Linked DNA regions of Homo sapiens: region 1 is linked to region 2. A link is a loop called in an ENCODE intact Hi-C map of the cell type or tissue named here. Cell type or tissue: heart left ventricle. All regions are shown on one strand. Links, peaks and the distances in the headings refer to the core of each region. The heading gives the core; the rest is flanking DNA.

What was found. A loop is a pair of places that touch in the nucleus more often than their neighbours do. Peaks named below come from ENCODE experiments on the same cell type or tissue, not always from the same donor. Only the 100,000 strongest peaks of a DNase experiment are listed, where the experiment ranks them.
Region 1: a loop joins it to region 2, with 2.7 times the contacts of the local background. A loop is called at or near these places in 1 of 110 quality-filtered maps.

Annotation. Positions count from the first base shown.
Region 1 is chr18:56,314,592-56,326,118 of GRCh38, forward strand. No RefSeq gene overlaps it. Among named protein-coding and RNA genes, the nearest start is that of LINC03069, 130 kb to the left of the region's middle. In heart left ventricle, for the core only: no CTCF peak of the experiment used is centred there; a DNase peak (open chromatin) is centred at 7,130.
Region 2 is chr18:55,868,475-55,880,001 of GRCh38, forward strand. No RefSeq gene overlaps it. Among named protein-coding and RNA genes, the nearest start is that of LINC01416, 46 kb to the right of the region's middle. In heart left ventricle, for the core only: no CTCF peak of the experiment used is centred there; no DNase peak of the experiment used is centred there; H3K27ac peaks cover 1,338 bases.

The DNA.
Region 1 (11,527 bases), core at 4,674-8,673, 450 kb after region 2:
CAGAAAAAAGTGGTAATAGCTATTGAAATCTGTGGTTATTGAAACACGAGTGGCTCCCCCTGGAGTTGTGCAATTCATAATCTACAAAACCATAAGCAGAGGCCCTGTTCCCACCAAAGCTATTCCTAGTCCTTTCCTGAATTTCAGCAGAAACATGAGCTCATCCCAAACAAGGCAGCCTGGCAGATTCCAGCTTTCTTGCCACGTCAATGTCAGCAGCCCTCATATTGGAGGAAGGTGGCTGATGGTATACCTTCTGCATCCCTTGACTGACAGTTCATCGTCCCTTAGTTCTTCTCCATGGAAACTACTGGTGTTTTCAGTGGGACAATTCTTTGTTGTATGTGACTGTCCCTTGCACTGTGGGACATTTGACACAGCAGCAACCAGGCACAAATACTAGGTGGCTAGGGAATGCCAGTTACTGTGGAAACCCAAAGCATCCCCTCACACATTGCCAAATGTGCATTAAGGTGATGGTGCCCCCTGCCCTAACAGTTGAGGAGCACATGGTAATCTCTTTGTATCTGCCTCTGCCTCTAGACTATGCTCTTTAGGAGGGCAGGCATTTTACTTTCCCCAAATCTACCTCCCTACTGCCTAAGCACAGTGCCTCACTAGAGTACCTGTCATTTTACCTGAATTGAAAAAGAGCCCTATAGGACTGGCCAGGAGAATTAGCAAATCAGGACATACACCTGTGTGGAGGGCAACTCACACTCTCCTCACCTCACTTGCTAGGAAACAGCCCAAGCTAGCTCACCTCTACCAAAACTCAGACTGCCTTGTTCTTTAAACTCTCCTCTTGACTGGAGTGCATCTGCCTATGCCCTTTGGTGTACTTGTCACCCACAGCAGAAGCGTTGATCACTATAGCCTCTCTCATTCTCTCAATAATTAGTAACAGGTTGCCTTTTCCTCATGCCTAGGGAATTGGATAGCAAGTGTCTCCTGCATGGAAAAGGAAGAATAAGATAAAGCATGTGCTGACAAATAGAAATAGTGAATCACTCATTTAAAAAAAATGTGGGGAGGTGCTGAATCAGGATTTCTGCCTTACATTCTATTGCAGTTGTACAAAGTTCTTCAAGGGATTTCTATATTTATTATCTCAAAAACCTGTGTTGAATAGGTAGGGCTGGCAGAGGAGGGTTATTTTTCTACCCATCATCCTCGTTCCTTGCTAACTGACCCTAGTTTTGTTCAGATGCCCATTCTCAAGAGAAATGACCCTATTCCTACCTCGGGGGTAAATCTAAGCCAGAGATTGTCCAAGTACAGCCCAAGGCCAAATCTTCTGCTGTGTCACCTGTTTTTGCATGGCCTGGAGCTAGGAATGTGTGATGGTTCATTTTATGTGTCAACTTGCCTGGGCCATGGTGCTCAGATATTTGGTCAAACATTTTTCTGGAGGTTTCGGTGCAGGTGTTTTTGGATGAGATTAATATTTAAATTAGTGGACTTTGAATAAAGCAGATTATCCTCCGTAATACAGGGGAGGCTTATGCAATCAGTTGAAGGCCCAAATAGAACAAAAGACTCCCCTCCCCTGAGCAAGAGGGAAATCCATCAGTAGACAGCCTTTGGAATTGGACTGCAACATGACTTCTTCCCTGGGTCTCCAGCCCGCCAATCCACCCTGCAGATTTTGGACATGCCAGCCCTCCACAACTGCATGAGCTAATTTTTAAAGTCTCTCTCTATATATAGACACATTGGCTTTGGTTCTCTGGAAAACACGGACACCAGAATGGTCTTTACATTTTAAAATGGTTATATTTTAAATGGTTACATAAGCACCCATATTAATGTCCTCAATTTTGTCTCATGGCCAGCAAAACCTAAACTATTTACCAGCTGGCCCTTTAAGAAAGTTTGCTGAAGTTGATGTCTGTTCAAAGCCAATCATCTCTGTTCTATTCTCTTTGCTAGTGATTAGCTTACAGATGGCATCTGTCTGGCCAGTCCGATAAGAGGGAAGTTCTTCTAGGGGGCTAGGGGAAAGGCTTATTTGCTTAGAAGAAGGAATAATAAGATATGAGGGTTGGTGCTGCTGCAGTCATTCTGCAGGCATGAGGTGAGCCTGAGCACATGGTCACCTCACTGGAGATACCAAACAGAAAGATGTAAAGGATTGCTGATGATATCATGGAGCTCTAGAATTAATACTCTGTCTCATTGCTTCTTATTGTGTCAAACAATGAACTGCCTTAGTGTTTCCATTTCCTTGAGGCAGAGTTCTTGTTACTTGCAGCTAAACACATCCTGATACTGCAGCTGGAAAGCGAGGGCCAAAGAGGTTTCACTCTTCTTGTTGGTTCCCCCAGATAGTGAGTGATAGACCTGGAACTAGAAGACTGGCTGCTCTAAACTGAGAACACTTAAGTTTCTGGTTAGACAAAGTGTAGTGTTTTATGAATGAACTGAGACTAGCTAGGTAGATTCAAGTGATTTCATTCTAGCTGGCGTTTTGAGGGAACTGTTTCATAACAAAGACTATACCCACCACCCACCTTTCTTGCATTTACTTTATTTTTTGTTAAATATTTAAGGGACCAATCATTGATATTTTCCCAAGAAAAAAGAGTCTTAGAAAAATACCAACAGTACAGTACACATACAAACAGGAGGAAATCTGTATCCCTGGCCCGGCCATTCTGGGTTTTTGTTGTAGTTGCTCTTTGTTTGTTTGTTTATTTTTTTTCATTACTAGGACAAAGAGTTTAATTTCACTAGCTACTACTGTGTGAATGTTCTAACAGGAGAGATTTTCTTCCTTGTTCTCTTATACTATGCAAATAGTCATTTTTATGCTACAAGGTCATACGCTTGCCAGCTGGTTAACCTTCACTGCGGCCCCTCTAGTGGTCCCTGTTCCTATTGTGCCCATTTCACAGATGGAACAAAAGAGGTTAAATGACTCTCCCCAGACTACAAAGTATAGCTCACTGCAGCCAATATCACATAGAGAATAGAGATGATTACTGCATCTCTCAAGCCGAAGCTCTCTTTTGGGTGCTGTTCCTCAGATAATTGCCTCCTGCCCCCCCAATATGTGTGTCTATAAGTGTGTCACCTCACTGAGGATACCAAACAGAAAGATAAACAGAAAGATGGAAAGGATCGCCCATGATATCATGGAGCTCTAGAATTAATACTCTGTCTCATTGCTTCTTGTTGTGTCAAACAATGAATTGCCTTAATGTTTCCAATACTTTGAGTGAGAGTTCTTGCTACTTGCAGCTAAACACATCCTGATACTGCAGCTGGAAAGCGAGGGCCAGAGAGGTTTCATTTTTCTTGTTGGTGTCCCCAGATAGTAAGTGATAGACCCGGAACAAGAATACTGGCTGCTTTAAACTAAGAACGCTTAAGTTTCTAGTTAGACAAAGTGTCTAACCCCTCACCAGCAGTGTAGGGATTCACTGCAGCTACTCTCTGCCTGTGGTCTTCTACATGTAAATCTGGGTTCCTCACACAGACTCACCTTTCCTTTGGGGATCTGATTAATTCTCAGACATTTTTAAAGCCCAGGAACTAATGGAGAACCAGAAAAATAATTACCATCTGCCCAGTTTACAGTCATGGTTTTGTTTTATTTCAATTCATCTCAGAATCCTGTGATTTTGAGTTGTGTTCAAATTAAATCTATTCTTTAGAATTATGGACCCACATGTAAAGAACCATAGACCTCAACATTAATCCTGTCCAATTACTCCATCTTTGCTTCAGAACATTCAGAGCTCATTGCCAGAAAACTCTTCCAAACACTGGGACAAAATTTTTCTTCCTGCCTCCTTTACCCATAGGTTGTAGTTCTGCCTGCTGGTGCCTTCCTGAACAAATACATTTCCTCTTTCACAAGCCAATCCCTCAGATATTTTAAGACTGCTACCTTGTAACCCAGAATTTTCTCTTCCCCCTGCTAAACATCCTCATTTCCCTTAGCTGTAAAGCCAGGAGCCTGGGTCCAAATCTGCTCAGGAATCTGACCAGTCTTCTCTATAAGTGGGCTCCAGGAATTATGAGAAACTTAATTGAACATGAATCTTCCCAAACTTCCCTCAAACTCATGTGTTTTGTAAATTTCCATTGAACAGCACTTTCTTTTTTGGGCTTATTCCCTATGACCCTTTGGAAAGATATGAACTTAATTGGGTTCCTATAATTCCATTTATTTGGGTCTTTTTTTCCTAGAAAATATTTGCTTCCCAGTAAAAATCAGAATAGGACCAATTTGCTACACCAAGGAGCCCAGTTTTCTTGCTAACATCATTAGCAATGGGGCTGTTTTGATAAAGGCCAATTTTATCTACAATTAACACCCAGCATCTGATTTCAGATGCAAGCTAAATGTTGTCACATCTATTTAAAAATACATGAATGTCCCATTAATATGTGTGAACCTCTTATGAGTAAACTCAAAATTTCCCTGTGGCAAAGGAAGGTGATCAAAAGCCTCAGAGAGCAATTTCAATCAATACCAAGAATGAATAATATTGCCTTAATCTTAAAAGAGTCCCTGTAACCAGAGTCACTGAAGGCACAGCCTCTTGGTGAAGATTTCAAACAATAACTAATCAATCAACAATAATTTTTGAGGACCTACTTTGTGCAATGCAAAATAATAACTTGGCCTGGACACAGAACATCAAGACTGACACAAGCCTACCCTGGATTTTGCCATCTGGTTGTGGAGCTAAGACAACACATCTGCCTTGGCACCAATGAGGCCACACCTACTAAGTACCAACACATGGAGCAGATCATCAGTGCAGAAGCCTTGTAGATGTCCCCATTTACAGCTAACATGTGAGTGCTTGCTATATGCTCACAGGGCTATGGACATTATTTCCTTTACACACTCCAGCAGCTTGACTTGGGAGAGAAGTGAGTCAATGCAAGATGGTGACTCTCCGTCAGATCTTCCTGGAATGGGAGAGGATAAGACCCCAAACCAAACTGTAGGGTGAAAAACTTCCCCTTGTGAGTAGCTCCCAGAGCTAAACAGATGACACTGAGCCCCAAACATCTGAGCAGAGTGGAGAAGGGAAAGGAGGAGAGGAGGCCCAGCAGGGTGCTGTGGGCAGAGGGACTGCGGTGGCATCAGGCTGGAAAGTGCCTGGGGGAGATGACCCCTGAGACTGTTGAAAGTGAGGGCAATGTCCTTGGCAGAATGGGAGGTCAGGGCCCTGCGCTCCCACTCCAAAAGTCATGCCCCCTCCCAATCCCATCCTTCTGAACTCCAGAACCAGAGTGAGAAGTGACCTTGATATTCTTCTACCAGCCCTCCATTTTGAAGCTGAGGACATCATAGTCCAAGAAAATGAAATAATGTGGGCATATCACCTTGATGCTTCTCACTTAGACTGGGATTAAGCGCAGGCTTCTAATTCTCAGTCCGATCCCTTTCCACTGAATCACACTCTCTCCCAAACCAGGTTTCTCTTCAGCATTTCCCATCTTCTCCTCCCCTTTCTCTCAGTTTCTCACATACAGGAGGGCTTGTGGTGCCCTGTCTACACACTGAAATCAATAGCACCTTACACAAAAGCCCGTTAGACTGCCATGACTCAAAACTTACATGGGAAGGGAAATAAGCTTTGTGCATAAGTAGCTATAAATAAAAGCCCAAAACTAGTGAAAGTTTCTAGATCTCCTTTTTATTTAAATGTTCCTCATTTATATGCAACCAATTCACAAAAGCCCACACACCAATCTGTAATGCACCTGGTATTGTGAGAAATTGCCAGTTTGGTAGTGTCATGTTTTTTCCCCCCACAATAAAAACTGCACAAGTTCATGTCCTTAGGGTGCAACAATCTCTTTTCCTTTTTTTTTAAATGACTCCCCAAAACAAGTAGGTTTACAAAATATAACAAATGAAATAGGTTCTAGTCCCAGTCTTCTACCAACACCCATCCAGGTATATTTTAGAGTGAGGATATCTAATAGCTCTCTCTGATGTGGCTTTGTACCACACTCGTACCAAACCACAATCTGTGTTAGCCTGCAAGAGCTGCCATAACAAAGTGCCAAAGACTGAGTGGCTTAAACACAGACATTTATTTTCTCATTGTTCTGGAGGCTGGAAGTCTGAAATTAAGGTGTCAGTAGGGATAGGATCTTCTGAGACCTCTCTCCTTGGCTTGTAGAGGGTTGTCTTCTCCCTGTGTCTTCAACTGGTCTTCTGTTTGTGTGCATCTGCATCCTAATCTTCTCTCCTTATAAGGGCACCAGTTATACTGGATTACAGCCTACCCTGCTGATCTTTTTCTAACTTAATTACCTCTTTAAAGACCCTATCTCCAAATACAGCCATATTCCGAGGTGCTGGGAGTTTGGACTTCAACATATGAATTTGAAAGGAGCACGCTTCAGCCCATAACACTCAGGCCTCTGACTACCCCCAAATTCATGTCCTCACATGCAAAATACATTCAACCCATACCAACAGCCCTGAATATCTTAACCCTTTTCACCATCAACTCAAAGGACTCTACCTAGAGCAGCTTTTAGGGCTGGCATTTGAAGAGGCAGAGAGGAATTAAAATAATGTGCCATTTCTCATCTGGGACTGGAGTTTAGGCCTGGCTTCCAGCACCAGGAGAGAGGCTTTGGCTAACAGGGTTATTTCCGCTGGAGAGATGTGGGACTGTCCTGTGGGGTTCTGCAACTCTGAACACTTTCAGAAAGGAGTCTGTTTCTCCTGAATCACTGCACAAAAGCTTCAAGGGTGAAGTGGTAAAACGTCTATGGAGAATGCATCTCCTATTGCCTCTTGTTCAAAAGGAACTGATCTTCTCTCTTCTAGGAAAGGAATACAGAGAGCTGATTCAGCTTACCAAGGGTAAAAATAGCTAAGTGGACAGCTTGAGCGAAACTTAGCAGTTCACCTGTTTTTCCTGTTATCGACTGCAGAAGAAAGTGTATCAAGGACTGCAAAGTTAGAAGCCACTGTAAAATCAGGGCTCTGTGTAAAAACCCTCTATCTGAAATTGAGAAGAGATGGCAGGCTGAAAATAGACAGCTGTTTCAGATGCTTCTCCTTGAACAGCTGCCAGGGGACCAGCAGTCAACAGGAAGCCTCGATGGCACTAGTTCGGGGAACGCACTGTAGCACGTGGCTGTCAGTGGGATTCCATCAGATCACACCCAAGGGGAAAAGGCTCGGGCTTCCCGTCATCATTTGCCAACTTTCCAAAGTTCAGTGTTATTTTCAGGCTAGGCCAAAGTGTAGTTGTGGGTCAAGTTCATTTTTGGTGGTGCAGGGCTGGGAACCTTTTCCATAAAGATCCACTTACTTAGACATCTATGACTTCTGAACTCTAACATTTGAATTTACAATTGAGTCCTTCAGCCCGGCTGACCATAGGCAAGCAGAACTTCCAGGAGGGTGAAAATAGAGAGATGAAGACAACCTTCATGAGCTGTGCCGCTGCAATGACAGTAAGCAGCGGGGGCTCACTCCTGTAATCCTAGCATTTTGGGAGGCCAAAGCGGAGGCTCGCTTGAGGCCAGGAGTTTGAGGCCAGCCTGGGCAACATAGCGAGACCCCATCTCTGCAAAAATATAAATTTTAAAAAAAGAAATGACAGTCTACAATCAGTTCTACTGAGGTGTGAAATAGCCATGTTAGGGATTTGATAAGGGAGGAGGGCTTTGGGGCTTAAGAAAAAAAATACACACACACACACACACACACACACACAAACACACACACACATTCCTTTTTAAAGAGAGACAAGAGACAACTTGAGACTAACAAACATGCCCCAGTTTGCCCATCCTCAAACATTATTAGATGAGTCTGTCATGTTGACAAATAGCCCCCACTAACAACAGGCCCAGCAGACAGCAAACACAGCAGTGTGTTCGATTCCCACTCCTCTCAAACGCAAATTGTGGAACACAGGAGGCCTGTACAGTGCACACATGTGGTCTAAAAATACCACGCCTGCCTTGTCTTTGTAGGGATTGCTTCCCAGGCGACAGAGGCCCTGAGGCCTAGGACCTACCCAGGGGAGGGGCAGGGGCCTCCGCCTGCACCAGAGCTAATTACTGGAGGACCTGGGCAGGCAGCTGCCGGGCCCTGCTCCCCATTTGTGAGCACGTTGCAAGGCAGTAGTTCTAACTTTAGAACCGCACTCTAAACTTTGATCTCCCATTGCGGCCTGGCTTTAGGCAAAACATAAACTTGAGAGCTGCAACATATTTTTTAAATCTTATTCCCTGGTACTTTAAGAACAAGGACAGGAATTATTTTCAAATGAGAATCTTTGACTGCATAACACAGGCTTCCAAAATTAAGCAGAAACACATGGCAGCTCTTATTATTAAATTTCCCTTGGAAAACAATGCTTTAAATTATGGGGAGGGGGGATAGTTTGATAAAACTTTGAAATGTGAAGCTTAAAGTTTAAAATAAAAAATGACTGTAGTGTTTTGTTTTCTTTAAAGATTATTATGGAGTTTTTCTAGCTTTGCCATTATTAATCAATTTCTACCAATGGTTAAAATTGAATGCTTGGGGTTCGAAATATAAATGACTATTTTTCAAGCTGAAATCAGGTGCTAAGGGGCTTTTTGAAGTACAGAGAGAAATTTGGACTGCCCAATTGAAGCATCTCTCCATAAAACATATTTCTAAGAAAATAATGAAGGTGAAATTTAACTGTATCATAGTCTTTACCTGATTCTGTGTAGAATTCAGCAAGAAACAGAAACCTTCTAAAAAAGCGTGCTTGTGCCACAATTAGGGCCAGCCACTGGCATCTTCTATTATCAAAATAAATCAAAACACAGCTTTCCTCTTCTCCCTAAGCCATTCTCAGAAAGGATTTGGGCAAGAAGATGTTCTTAGAAACTGCACTACCATCTCAGACCTCCCAGGCACTATTTAATTCTCCCTTCCCTTCAAGGACTAAATCAATTACTACCTTCTCAATGAAGCCTTTCTGATCACCTCATTTAAAAGTTTCCCATGTCCCAATCAGCCCACATCCTTACTGTGCGTAGTGCCCATTTGGAACTTATTATTTCCTGTTGGATGTGGTTAGTGATCTTAGGAGTGTGTCTCTTCCCTTCGCAGCTACCTTATAAACTCCATGGTGATAAGAATCAGCGCTTTCTCTTTTTTGCATACCCCGTTGGGCCTAGCTCAGTGCCCTGAACCAGTGGCTGGGTTCCTGCACCGAAGACTGCAGGGGATACAAGCAGTGCTTAGTAATGACAAGAAGTTATCTTCTAGCATCACCCAGGGGATGCCCTGGGGAACAAACACAAAGGAAGAAAAGAAACCCCAAACTACTTCCACTCCCCTTCCCACTCATGGCCTCTAACAGTGCCTGGCTGTGCTAATGGAGGTGAGGCAGCCTGCTGGGCTCACAGCAAAGTGGTAAATTCTACTATCAAGGCTCAGCTTGATGCAGAAATGAAAGGAGAGGAGGAAGAAATTGTCCCCACTCTGATTTTGCAAATGACTTTATTTTTTGACTTCTGTCAGTTTTCATAACTCTGCTCCACCTTCATGCCCTGGCCTGATTTTAAGCTTCTCTGATTAAAGGGATGATTTCTGTGCAGTGCATTACTGGCTGCAATAATATCCATCCCCCACCCCCACCCCCTACACACACCCACCAGTTCTCATGCCATCTTTGCAAAATTTTTGAAGCAGTATTAATACCAGTTGTAGAAAAATAAGAACATCATTCACAAAACTTGGTTTATACAACTGAATTCCAGTTTGGAGAGACTTCCTTTCTCTTTATAGGAAACTTCCCTTCTTCTTTCAAACAGCCAAACCAATAAATCTCTACCCAATTTTGGGTAGAGATTTCATTGCCTGAATCATGAAGAGACATCACAGGTTCAGAGGAGAGAACTTTGCCCAGGTGAATGTGGAAAAAATAGATGCCATCTGTGATTTAAGGCCTTGTTATTCACAGTGTGGTCCACAGACCAGTGTCATCACCTGGGAGCTTGTTAGAAATGTAAGAATATCAGTTTCCTCTCCAGATCTACTGAATCAAAATCTTCATTTTAACAGGATCCCCAGAGATTTCTATACACATTAATATGGATTAGAATATCTCATAAAAACTGTCTCCCCATCAAAAAGCCTTCTCTCTCCAATTTGTCATTCCTGGCCTGAAATGCTCATTGTAGAGATGAACAAGATGAGGGTGAGCCATGCTTCTGTCACCTTTAAATTGGAAGTTCACCCAAGAGAAATGATATATTAAGGCAAATCAGATACTGGTACTGAGGTGCTCCTTTCTATGGGAATCTGTGTTTGAAAGTGGGAAAAAAATGAGCGAATGCTCTGGACCCTCTAGGACAATATGTGCATGAGATTTGCCCTGGTCATGAGGATGCTAAGGCCATGAGAAATCCTCTGTCTAGATCCAGATGTGGAAGACAGAATCTGCACAGTGGTGGCCGGGCATGGTGGCTCACATCTGTAATCCCAGCACTTTGGGAGGCAGAGGCAGGTGGATTACCTGAGGTCAGGAGTTCAAGACCAGCCTGGCCAACATGGTGAAACCCCATGTCCACTAAAAATACAAAAATTAGCCAGGTGTGGTGGCGGGTGCCTGGAGTCCCAGCTACTAAGGAGGCTGAGGCAGGAGAATCACTTGAACCTGGGAGGAGGAGGCCGCAATGAGCCAAGATCATGCCACTGCACTCCAGCCTGGGCAACAGTGTGAGACTCTGTCTCAAAAAAGAAAAAGAAAAAAAGATAAGAGAATCCCTATGATGGCGGACTTTCAACAGTTAGAAAATAACCTTCCCACATGGGTAACCACATCCAGGAGGGCCTGAGGGCCAGAGAATAGAATGAGGACACCAGTGACAGTGAAATGGGCCACAGGGAGGGAGAACAGAGCCAAGACCCGAGATACTGGCTGTGGTTCCATGCTGGGGTACCTGGGGACAGGTGCTTCTGTAAACAGAATTCATCCAAAAAGCCCGGAAACAAAAAAGTCCTCAGTCTTCATCCATCTGCGGGTATATAAGGGGTCAGAGTTACACTAGTGATGGTTTCTACTACCTCACTAAACCCTGCTGGTTCCGCCAAACCATCCCTATTGTGAGTTCCTTCTGCCATCTTGCATTTTTCTGGGAGACTCCAGGAGCTATCTCAAATCTATGAGGCATCAGACTGTTTCTTGCTCTGCTCTAGGGTGCAGTGCCCTGTCCATCCTCCCAAAGACAGATGCTCATGTCCTTGTGGCTCAACAGCAACCCCATAAGCTACTTCTAAGACCAAAGGTAAAGGTCCAATCCACCCACCCCTTTGTGTATTGTTATGTTAGAGAGATACCTTAGCTGAGCTGTGGATAACAAGGGTAGAGCTCAGTGAAACCTCCCTTCTCCCCTCCCATCCTCAGACCCACCTATGGAGCCAGTCAGCTTCAAGTGTCCTCACAGGAGCCAGTCTCTCTCCTGGACTCTACGCTATGTTCATGTAATCTGTTATTCATCCCTCCCCGTTCCCACTCTGCCAGTTCACCAGACATGTCAC
Region 2 (11,527 bases), core at 4,867-8,866:
TCCATTTTGGAGGTACCTCTGTTGGATGACTTTGTTGAGTGCTATCTCCCAGTTTTTACTATAGATGTTAGAAATGAGCCTCTGGACAATTAAAGGGAAATCCTTCCCATTAACGTTGCTGACAGCCAGCTGCCATCATAGTCTTTGTAACTTCTGGCCATCACAGTATTATTTGTGGGACAGGAAAAGAGCCACTGGCACAAACGAACTTAAGAAACCATCCCTACACTGCCTCCTGTGTTCCCTGATTTTTGTAGTCCCTCAACTCCTGCACATGTTTTAACATACCAGACCTACATAACTGCAATGAGCTCAATTATCCTGCATTTTCATGGGTTTGTTAGTTTTACTTTGCAAGTGTGCCTGGGCAGAGTTTTAATAAACATTTCATTCTTCATCAGTATTTTCTAGTCCTGGTAACATAATAAAAATTATCAGTGGGTTTATATTTTAGAAAATATTCAGATGAAAGGAACTCTGACCAACTGTGTGAAAATCTAGGAGTGGAATCAGACTCCTGCATTTTAATAAAGCCCTACTGGTCATTCCAATGCACAGCCAGATTGGAACACTACCACCTTATGTTGTCATATGAACCAGAATGTATACACAGTCTTAAAATATGGGCGGGCTGAATGTTTTGGTGCCCTGACTCACCAATTCAGCATGGAACATTTATGCAGTGAATGGTATACCACTAGTCTGAAAGAATTAATACACTTCAAGGAGTGCTCAGTTTATACTCTGAGCCTAACTTAAAGACCCAATAACTTCAAGCTCCTGGAACAAGGGCATAGTTGTCAGAATATACATGAATATTTAACAGATATAGTGGGAATATCCAAAATGACTTTGCAATATGTCCAAACAGCTTTGCCCTGTTGATTCCATTTGCTGTTTTTTGGCTGTAGTTTGAAGACTTAGCAGGTGCTTTCTACACCTCACTTTCCTCATCACGACTAGAGCTGTAGTCTCTGAGGAATTATTTGAATTCAGAGAACTGCTGGGGCTGCAGAATGAACAGCCATGTAGCCCTTTAAAAATACTATGTGCACCTACAGGTCAAAATGTCTTTAATTCACATTCTGCAAGAGGCTGCATTTTCATTCCAAGAACGACTTTTAATTTTTTAAAAGTATGTTTTCAGAATGGAAAAAATGTGGACAGATAAGGTCTTCTGGGGGAGCTGATCATCCCTGGGAATGACTTGGAATGAGTTTTCCTGATGAGTTATGGGAGCATGAACACATATCCTGTTTTCCTTCTCAATTCAGAAAGATTTTCACATAGATCCCTGTTTGCTCCAACTCATTCATTCTGTTTGCAGTCCTTTTGCTAAGACATCTGAAAGGAAGCATTGGCTTAAAGGTTCCGTCCCAGGTGGGATGAGGATTTCTGGAAGGACAATTCTTGTTGAATGTTATAATTGTCTGCATTTCATTTTTCCTTTCTAAGGAATTTCAAAATAAGTGATCCATTCTTCAAGTCCCAGATGTTGTTGTAAACCAGAATTTTGGAACATTTGAATTAAAATTCAATCCCCCAAAGTTCTGCTGAGTCCCAGCTCTCAAACCAAACACTGACAAAAATGTATTTGTGCAATGGTTCACATGACTTCCTCAGTGCACCGCGTCCTGGGCTGTGTGACTCAGTCCCAAATGAACTGACACACCATACTGTAAATTTTATAACAACCAAACTCCAGGACACTAGAAATGACTCCTTGGTTCATAGTTTTTGAAAGACTAAAGTTCTGGAAACATCCTTGAATATTGATTTTTTATGACTCTTAAGCTATGTTGTTTTCCTAACAAAACTCTCAAAAAAAAAAAAAAAAAAACCCTAAAATGTTCAAGTCGGTTAAAAAGTTTCCTGCATAGCATTGGCAGCCGTTTCAGTAAGACTAGTGAAGAACACGTGTCTTAGGGGATGGGGATTAGTCATTATTATCTTGTCCAAATTTAAGCAGATTATTTTGGGAAATGTAAATATCCATGATTTAAAAGCAGTTGAGAGACAGGCCAATATATTTAGCAAAAAATGTTTTCAAAGTTTCATATGAATCTCCGATGTTAGATTTTCGCGGATACAAATCTCAGTTTTCCATTCCCCCTTCTGCCCGCCATTCATTCACCTGTGTTTGTATAATGGAAACCAGTTATACAGCTCTGGTTACACATCTGTTTCATGCATGTGCAATTACAAGCCGTTTTAGCAACTAGTAAAACTACAGGTGTCTGGGTTTTAATGTAACCGTTTAAAAAGAGCAGTTCATGGGCCTCTGATTATTATTTTTTATAGCTGGCAATGTTCCTAAAGTAGACTGCCAGCTCAAGGGTTAAACATAACTCTGTTTCTCTCCCATCTGGTGGAATCTCTGAAACCCATTTGTAAATTAATTTTTGAAACTTTGAATCCATACTGCTGCATACAGTTATTGTATTCTGCACAGACAGCTTGTACTGCTGCTTTACATGGCTCCAACAACAAACAATTAACTGGATTTTGAGTGGTGGATGCTAAAGTCATTAAGTACGTGTATCTATTTGGCTTGCTAACTCCTATACCATAACAGAGACCACAGTTACCATCAAATCACTTTGATAAATAATGTTGTCATGTAGTTTCATAACAGCTGTAGAATGTCGATCAGTGCCTTCTTAATCAGAAGTTCAGTTCTGTATAAATGAAAAATTTCACTTGGAGATCTCTCTTATTTTTTTTTATTTTTTTTATTTTTTGAGACTGAGTTTCGCTCCTGTCAAAACTCAGGCTGGAGTGCAATGATGCGATCTTGGCTCACCGCAACTTCCGCCTCCTGGGTTCAAATGATTTTCCTGCATCAGTCTCCCGAATAGCTGGGATTACAGGCACCCACCACCATGCCTGGATAATTTTGGTATTTTTAGTTGAGATGGGGTTTCACTATGTTGGCCATGCTGGTCTTAAACTCCTGACCTCAGGTGACCCGCCTGCCTCGGCCTCCCAAAGTGCTGGGATTACAGGCGTGAGCTACTGCTGCGCCAGACCAGATTTCTCCATTTTTAACCTCTCTCCATTTAAGAGCAGATGGAAGATGAAAGAGTTCTAAGAACTATTTTAACAACTACTGAAATTCATTATTTGCCAATAAAATAGTCCAAGAATAAATTCGTCTGCTCTTAGAAGAGAAAGATAGGTATGTAAAAATATAAGTGGAGAGAATTGATTTACAGATTAATTTCATTAGACTAAAATTAAGATTTCAAATTTTTAAAAAATGCTGTCCAGCACTCCCAAACTCAACACACATGGTAGCAGGTACAAGTCAAAATCAATTACAAATTTGAGTTTGCTGCACTGTAGTAAAGATAAGTTGAGCTGCTATATTTAAGGCTCTGGTGACATTTCCATTATGAATATAAGCATCACTTTTCAGGGATTTATTGCTCAGCCATAACAATTTTTAGGCACGATCAGTTATGAAATTGTAGGACTTGGCTTTCAGACCAGATATTTTTATTTACTTCTTTTGAATTAAGGAAGAGTTTAAAGGATGGAGAGAGTAGAAGCATGGTTACCAGAGGCTGCGAAGGATAGTGGGGGGCTGGGAGGAAGGTGGAGATGGTTAATGGATACAAAAAATTAGCTAGAATGAGTAAGACCTACTATATGATAGCACAATAGGGTGACTATAGTCAATAATAACTGAATTGTACATTTAAAAAAACTTAAAGAGTGTAATTGGATTGTTTGTAACTGAAAGGATAAATGGCTAAGGGGATGGATACCCCATTCTCCATGATATGCTTATTTCATATTGCTTTCTGGTATCAAAACATCTCATGTACTTCATAAATATAGACAACTACTATGTACCCACAAACGTTAAAAATAAAACAATTTTTAAAAAGAAAAAAGAAAGAATTTAAATGTTCTGGATGAATGAAAACAAATTAACAGTAAGAACTATGAACATTTCCTTTGTTAAATAAAATTTGGCCATTTCACAGAAGCATTGAAAACTGTAGTTAATTTCTTGGTAATATATTTTCATTTGCCCTTTATTCCTAACAGCATGATGATGTTTCTATGGCAGAGATGAACCTAGAATTGATGACACCCCAAACACTTTCATTCTCCATATGCTAATTATTACTCAAATTAGAGAGAGAAAATTTTCCTTGTGTTTTATGATAGGCTTAAAACATAAAATAAGTGAAGATTAGCTTTCTAGAATATGTAAAAATTTGACTCCAGTATTGTTTTTGAATAATATTTTAGGCAAGTCAAGCCCCTGGTTAAAATCCTCAGCAGTGACTGTTGTCTTCTAAAGTCCTAATTTTCAAGGTGTTCCAAAATCAGTTCCCAGCTTACTCTTCATACCTCAGCTTTCACTAATTCTCTTTATGAATCCTACAGCAAACCTAGACTCCCTGCCCTTTGTCAGGCACATCTAATTTACCTACCCTCTTCCTTTTTCTCTCAACCCATCTCTATCTAAATCCTTCCCATTCTCCCAGGCCTACTTTAATTATAAGCACCTCCAAAGATGTTTTCTTGATCCTTCTTACAGAAGCATTTTTTTCCTCCTGAACATAAAAAAATTGGGGTTTTTGCAACAGCTGTTTATGTGTATGTTATTCACAACCTATTTCCTAATGAGGTGCTCACCTAAGGTTTGTTGATCACATAAATGCATGAATGAGTATCTGCTATTGAAGACTTACCTACTTTTGGATTTATGCTTTCTACTAGGATCAAGTGATAGATAAATAACAGAGCATGACATATAAATATGTTAATATAGATACATATGTTAACACTGTATCTTTAGGGGATCTTAGCCCATCCATAAATAAATAACATTTGAAACAAAGGCATAACAGAGGCAAAATTGATTTGCTTTAGAAGGTCATCTTCCTCTCATTCATCAAGGCTACAAATGTAGCTTTGCCTTCTGTCTCAAAGCCATTTCCATGGTTGTGTATCTGAAATGTACATATCTGTCTCCTGCGCATCCTGCCCCACATCATGCCTGGACCATCTCTGGACCACAAAACATTTTCCCAAAAGGTCTCTTTGATTCCAGCTGTCATGGGCTGTCAGGATGAACTTCCTAATATGCTGATAAGAATATGTCAATCCCCTGCTTAGAAATCTCTAGGTGGGGGATTGACTACTCACAAAGTAAACTTCTGATCTACAAGTAAAATTCAAATCCCTTAAGGTGTCATTCAGTGCTCTCAATCATCTGCTTTCAATGTTCCCTTCTGGCTTCATCTCCTCTGGTCTCCACCACATGGCTTATGCTCATTCTCTTGGCTAACTTCACCTCCATGAAAATGCAATTATACTTCCTTCTTGTAGACTGGAACACTCTTCCTCACTTTCCGCCTATCCTTTAAAGCAGTGGTCTCCAATCATTTTGGCATCAGGGACTGGTTTCATGAAAGACAATTTTTCCATGGACCTGCTGGGTGGGGATGGTTTCAGGATGAAACTGTTCCATCTCAGATCATTAGGCATTAGACTGTCATAAGGAGTGCACAACCTACATTCCTCACATGCACAGTTCACAATAATGCTTCTATGATAATCTAATGTCACCACTGATCTGACTGGAGGCAGAGCTCAGGCAGTAATGCTCACTTGCCCGCCACTCACCTCCTGCTATGCAGCCTGGTTCCTAACGGGCCACAGACAGGTACTGTCCATGGCCCGGGGATTAGGGACCCCTGTTGTTTTAGGTTTGACTTTAGTGCTCCATTCTCTGCCAAGTCTTCTGTGATCCAAGTGGTCAGAATGTATTGCATTTCATTTGGATTTTTGTATATACCTCTATTTCACTGTACCTAGACCTATGGTGAGTAGCTTGTATTTTCAACCCTACCAAATCACTACTTCTAGAAAACAGGAACCATGACATCATTATGTTTATGTATATCTCTTTGAGCTAGTAGTGTCTTCTTATATTGCTTTCTACACAGTAGTTAATTGCCTTGTGATGAATTCAACCACACCTTTTGGGTATATAATATACCTTAATGAGAATTGTATTCCTAGGATAAATAAATAAATAATTTCAGAAAATGCTAATCAACAATTATCAGTTAATCATGTGCTTATAATTGATGAAGCATTGACTCATCAGATTTGAATCATCAGGTAGATTTTAGTGACTTATCTGTGTTATTGTTTTCTTAAATAAAATATTTTGAGTAACGAGGGGGAATAAGTTTGATTTTTTTAACTTCTAAATTCTTTTTTAGAATTTAGGACAGTTTGGAATTGAATGGTCTCTATATTGGTAAGTATAATAAGACCTTTAGTGCTGGTAGTTTTATTTAAGTTTGGAAACTCAGGTGGAATAAAATACTTATGGAATAAGTGATTACTTCATTCTCCATGGTAATAATCTACCTTTCAGAAAAGGTCAAAGAAGCTCTTTTATTCATTTTTTTATTAACCTTTTTATTTTAAAACAAGCTCCTTTTGTAAAGAACAAAAGTAGGCTTGAATTTTACTTTGCTGGTTGTCTGGACTGTAAAAATGAAAGTATAAACCAAGCCACCAAATGAAAAGAAACAGGGGGTCTCTTTCATTTGGAAGAGAAATTGTAAAACACTGCTCACACCAGGCATGTATTCATTTTTGTATTTCAAGCATTTAAAAAGTTGCTAGTGCAACTATAATGTTTTAAATACTCAATCTTTAAATGTTTAGCCTTTTTCTGAGGCTGAGAATCTGCATTGTGAGATGGGTAGCTCCTTCTCAAGATGCAAGACCCCCAAGTGCTTTTACATAGAAGCTCACTTATTTTTTACTATTCCCGAAGGAGGCATTCTAGCACATGTCTAATGTCAGATTTCTACAAAGGGCAATTGAACATTGTCTGTTAGCCTGTAGATGGAACAGAGCTCTCTGATGACATTGAAGGGAAGGGTGGGGATTATCATAGCTTGATAAGCCTGGAAATTCTGCCGGATGGCATTTGGCAGTATGGAAATGTGCTCAGCTTATCTTACAGACAGGAATACAAAATTCAAAGAGTGAAAATGACTTCTCTAGATAGAGGCTGATCTGGACCAAGACTTGTAATTTTCTCAATGCCCAGTGTTTTTTCATCACCAGCCCACTCTTCTCACTGTTCCAGATGTGGGGGTTTTCCTCCTTGGTAAACACTGTGATCTATCCCTTTAATTGATTTTGTTCCCTTCTGAGCTTGGCAGCAAGTTGGAGGTAAGCACAGCTGCATGACTGCTGAGCATGCTCCAGATGCTTTCAGATGGAGACAGAAGCTCTTTTATCCTGTAAGCTCCAGCTGAATCGGGGGCCAGAGGTCAGGACTACCTTTACACATTTTCTTTAACGTCACCAGCCAGCTTTGCTGACAGAATTGTATGGCTCCCCATGTCCTAATTCAAGAGAGATTTATTTAGCAAGGGATTCCCGGTAAAGCACAGCATGTCGAAAGTATCCCAAAGCTCTATAAATGAGTCAACTAGACATAATTGAAAAGAGGGTGTTACTTTTTGCATATTCTCTATAACAGTGCTGTCCAAAAGAACTTTCTGTAATGATGGAAATATTCTATATTGGTGCTGTCCAATATGGTAGCCACTAGCAATATATAGCTGCTATATCCTTGAGACGTGGCTACTGTGAATGGGGAGCTGAATTTTAATTTTAATTTTATTTAAATTAAAATGGTCACATTTGATTACTACTGCCATATTGAACAGAGCAGCTCTATATAAATGTGGTGGATGTGTTATGGCACAAAAGAAGTTTTTAAAATGGTGGTTAGTTATTAGCCATTTTTCTCATATTTAATAACTATATCTCCTCATTGATAAAAACCAGTATAATGGAGTAAATAATAACAATCCATGTGATAATATGAGTGAGAGAATTACTCACTGAAATTACAGTGCCACAGACAAATAGTGAAACTGCTTGCAACATTGCTACTACTGTAGAGAGCCAATCCATGTCTTAGAAAAGCCAAAACATGTGGAGGCAGAGGAATTTGATTTGAATTTGGCTCTCCCATTTTCGGAGTGATATTGAGCAATCAAAATATTTACTTGTGCTTATTTACTTCTTTTTAAAAATGACCTGTTGGCTTTCCATTTTCTCTTCCTCTCTGCATCACTTAGCTATTACCCCAGTAATACTGCCTAACGAACCACCCCAAAACTTAGCAGCTTAAGAGAACAATCATTTCCTCTTGTTCACGCACCTGAATTTGGTCAAACTGCAGGGACTTGGTGGATTTAGGCTGGGCTCGACAGATGTTGGCACCAAGCTGCAAGTGAGTCCAGCTCAGCTCCATGTGTTTTCTGTTTTCCTGGCACCTGTGGGCCAGCTTGGGCATGTCACTTTCATGTGATGGTGGAAGTGCAGAAGAACAAGCCAAATTGCACAAGTGTATTTCAAATATCTGTTCATTTCTTGTCTGCTAGCATCTCATTAGATAAATCGAGTCACATGGCCAAGCATCAAAGTAGCAGAATCTTATATTCCTCCATGAAGGTGCAAGAAGAAAGTGAATACTTGACAAACAGTTATGTCATTTGATCACAGTCTCCATAAACTCATCTTCCTCAAATGTTTGGCATCTACTGTTTGATAAGTTCAGTGTTCGTTTGTAAAATGAGAATAGTAGTAACAATGTCTGCTTCACACGATTATTTAGGATTGCTTAAGAACTTTGAAAAGGAGCTTTTTTCAAAAATAAAAATACATCAAGTGAACACAATATTTTGAATGATTTTAAGCAATATTCTCCCTCATCACAATTATCACTTCATGAATAGACCAAACTTTAAAAAATTTCCTTAACATAGTCTGGATAATAACATCTAACTTATACCTACCATTTTTTCCATATTCAATCCAATAACTTACATATTGGCATTAAAAAAGGTAAGTCGGTTAACTGCTGGAGTGAATATTGTGTTTGACTCTCCAGCATACATTCCATACCTTCTGTCTCAGTAAAAGGCAGCAATGTGGTTAGAGAAGTGACCTCTAATTAAAGGATGGGCCAGACTGGTATAAGAATAATTCCATCTCCCTTGCAAGTCCTTTGTTTGAGAGAGAATGTGTAATGTGGTTTTATCAAATAAAACCCAGCTAGAGGGTTATGGGAGGCTTGTAAGGCTGTTTCTCTATCTTGAGAGAGTTGTGGGAAGCCATTCTCTCTTTCTCTTACTAAATGTGAATGAAGAAGCAGATTGTCTTAGTTGCTGCTAGTAGGTAGCCTGCAGCTCCAGGTCAGAGAAAGGCTGAGTTAAGAGAATCACAGAGAAATAAGACTGTAGTCCTGATAGGACATTGTCACAAGCGTATACCTTTTGGGAACATTGAATTATGTGATTATTAATTATTCTACTCATTTAAGCTTATTTGATTAAGCATTTTATAGTCTTTCTCCTCTTCTAATTATTCATGTTATTTCATTCCTTCCTTCATCACTCATTTATTCATCCATTCATCTCATAGGAACTCATAAGGGTCCATAGTGTGCATAGCTCTTACCAAGCATTAGGAAAGATGAAAAATGAATTTTAGAAATAATTTTTTGCAATTCTGTGTAAAATTGGTAAGTGAATTTATGCTTTAACAAAATCCTCTCTTTCAAACAACTGGAAGCTACAGATGAAATTTAAAAAAAGATGACCAAGATGATGTAGGTAGGCACCAAAATGGGATAAACATATCTGTGAATCACAGATAAAACAGGATCAAAAAGTGTCATAAGGGCTGAACATGCAGCTCTGCCAGATTCCAACTCTGGAATCAGGTAATGGCAGCTTGGATCCTGTACCAAACATACAGATGACATACTTAGCCAAATGTACAGAGGACATACTTAGGCAAATGTACAGCTTGAATCTAGGAACTGAGGTAAGCCTACCACTTCCTGAAATGAGGTTGGAAAAAGTTACTGCTGAGTCCCTGTCTGAAGTCATAGCTTTATAGGACTCTGTGGGCGTAGGCAGACAACAGACAAAAACACTGCCTCACAACAAGGAGCTGAGCCAAACCATCTGATTATTTGATTTGTTATATCTCTCAAATTATGGTAGAGCAGGAGAAAGGATGCATTCTAATATGAGCTGGATGTTGACTGGGTGTCAGTCTTCACTGCTAAAGACTGGGAAGGGGGAATCCAGGAAGAAAAAGAGAAAGACAAATAGGAACAGAGAGAGAACAGAACAAATTCTGCAGGGGAAAAAGAAAAACCCAAAACAAGAAAAGAAATCTAATGCTAAACAAAATAATCAACAAAATCAACAACCAGAACAAGAGTTAATTTAATGGTGCAGTTAGGAAGAGACTTAGATGAAAATGTTTAGAATGTTCAAAGAGATCAAGGAAAATATTATATTCATTAAAAAGAAAAAGATCATGAACCAAAGTCAGGCAGAGTTGAAACAGGAACAGGAAGATATGCAAAAACATAGAGATGTTGCAAAAAATATAGCTATTGAAATAAAAAATATCACAATAAATGTGATAACATTTACAAATAAATAACTGGTGGTTTAAATGATCATAATAATAACTCAGGTCCCAGCATCAAAGCTTTAAGAAGCAAATGTATCATGTCTTGTCTTCTCTACTTCAGAGCACAGAAAAGGAAGAAAAATTATAACGCTGGCAAAACTTTTAAAAGAAAAGTAAAAGAAGGAAATATAGATTAGTCATACAAGCATAGTTGCATAAATCCTAAATAAAATAATATCTAATTATCCTCTACTGGTGAATTTTTTAAAAAACATACAAACAAGTGATTTACTTCAGGGATTTAAGGATAATTTAACTCCAGAAAATGTACTAAAGTAATTCACATTAGCTGACAAACAGAGATAAAGTAGGTGATTATCTTAAGAGACGCAAACTAAATTGATAAGATTCTGCATTCATTCATAATTTTAGAACAGTAACAAAATACAAAACTCAGAGCAAGTTAGGAATAGAAGAAAATTTTCCAAACCCAAAGGATGAACTTTGAAAAGCCTCGAGCAAACATCATTTATCTGTGAGCCATGAGAAACATTCCATTTTGGTTAGCAAAAAGACAAGAATACCCACCATCAACATGCTTTAGTATTTTACTGGTAGTTCTAGTTAGTGCAGTAAGAGAAGAAAAAGAAGTAACAATTGCACACATTAGAAAAGAATAGAAAATTGTTCTTATTTTAGGTAACATAACTCTTCTATAGAAAAAAACCACACACAAACCAAGAAACTATACAGAAAAATTATTTGAACAGGAGAATTCAGAAAGGTTGTTGGATAAAACATCAATAAACAAAAATTGAATAGTGCTTCTCTTTCATATGAAATATTCAATTACAATATAATTAAAAATTAAACATTGTTTCAAATAATGACAAATGCTATAAGGTACCTAAACATAAATTTAACTAAAGACCAGTAATATCTTTGTGGAGAGCCTTACAAATATTATTGAAAGACAAAAGAATGCCAGAATAAAAAGATAAACCAAGATCCTAAATGAGAAAAGCTAATA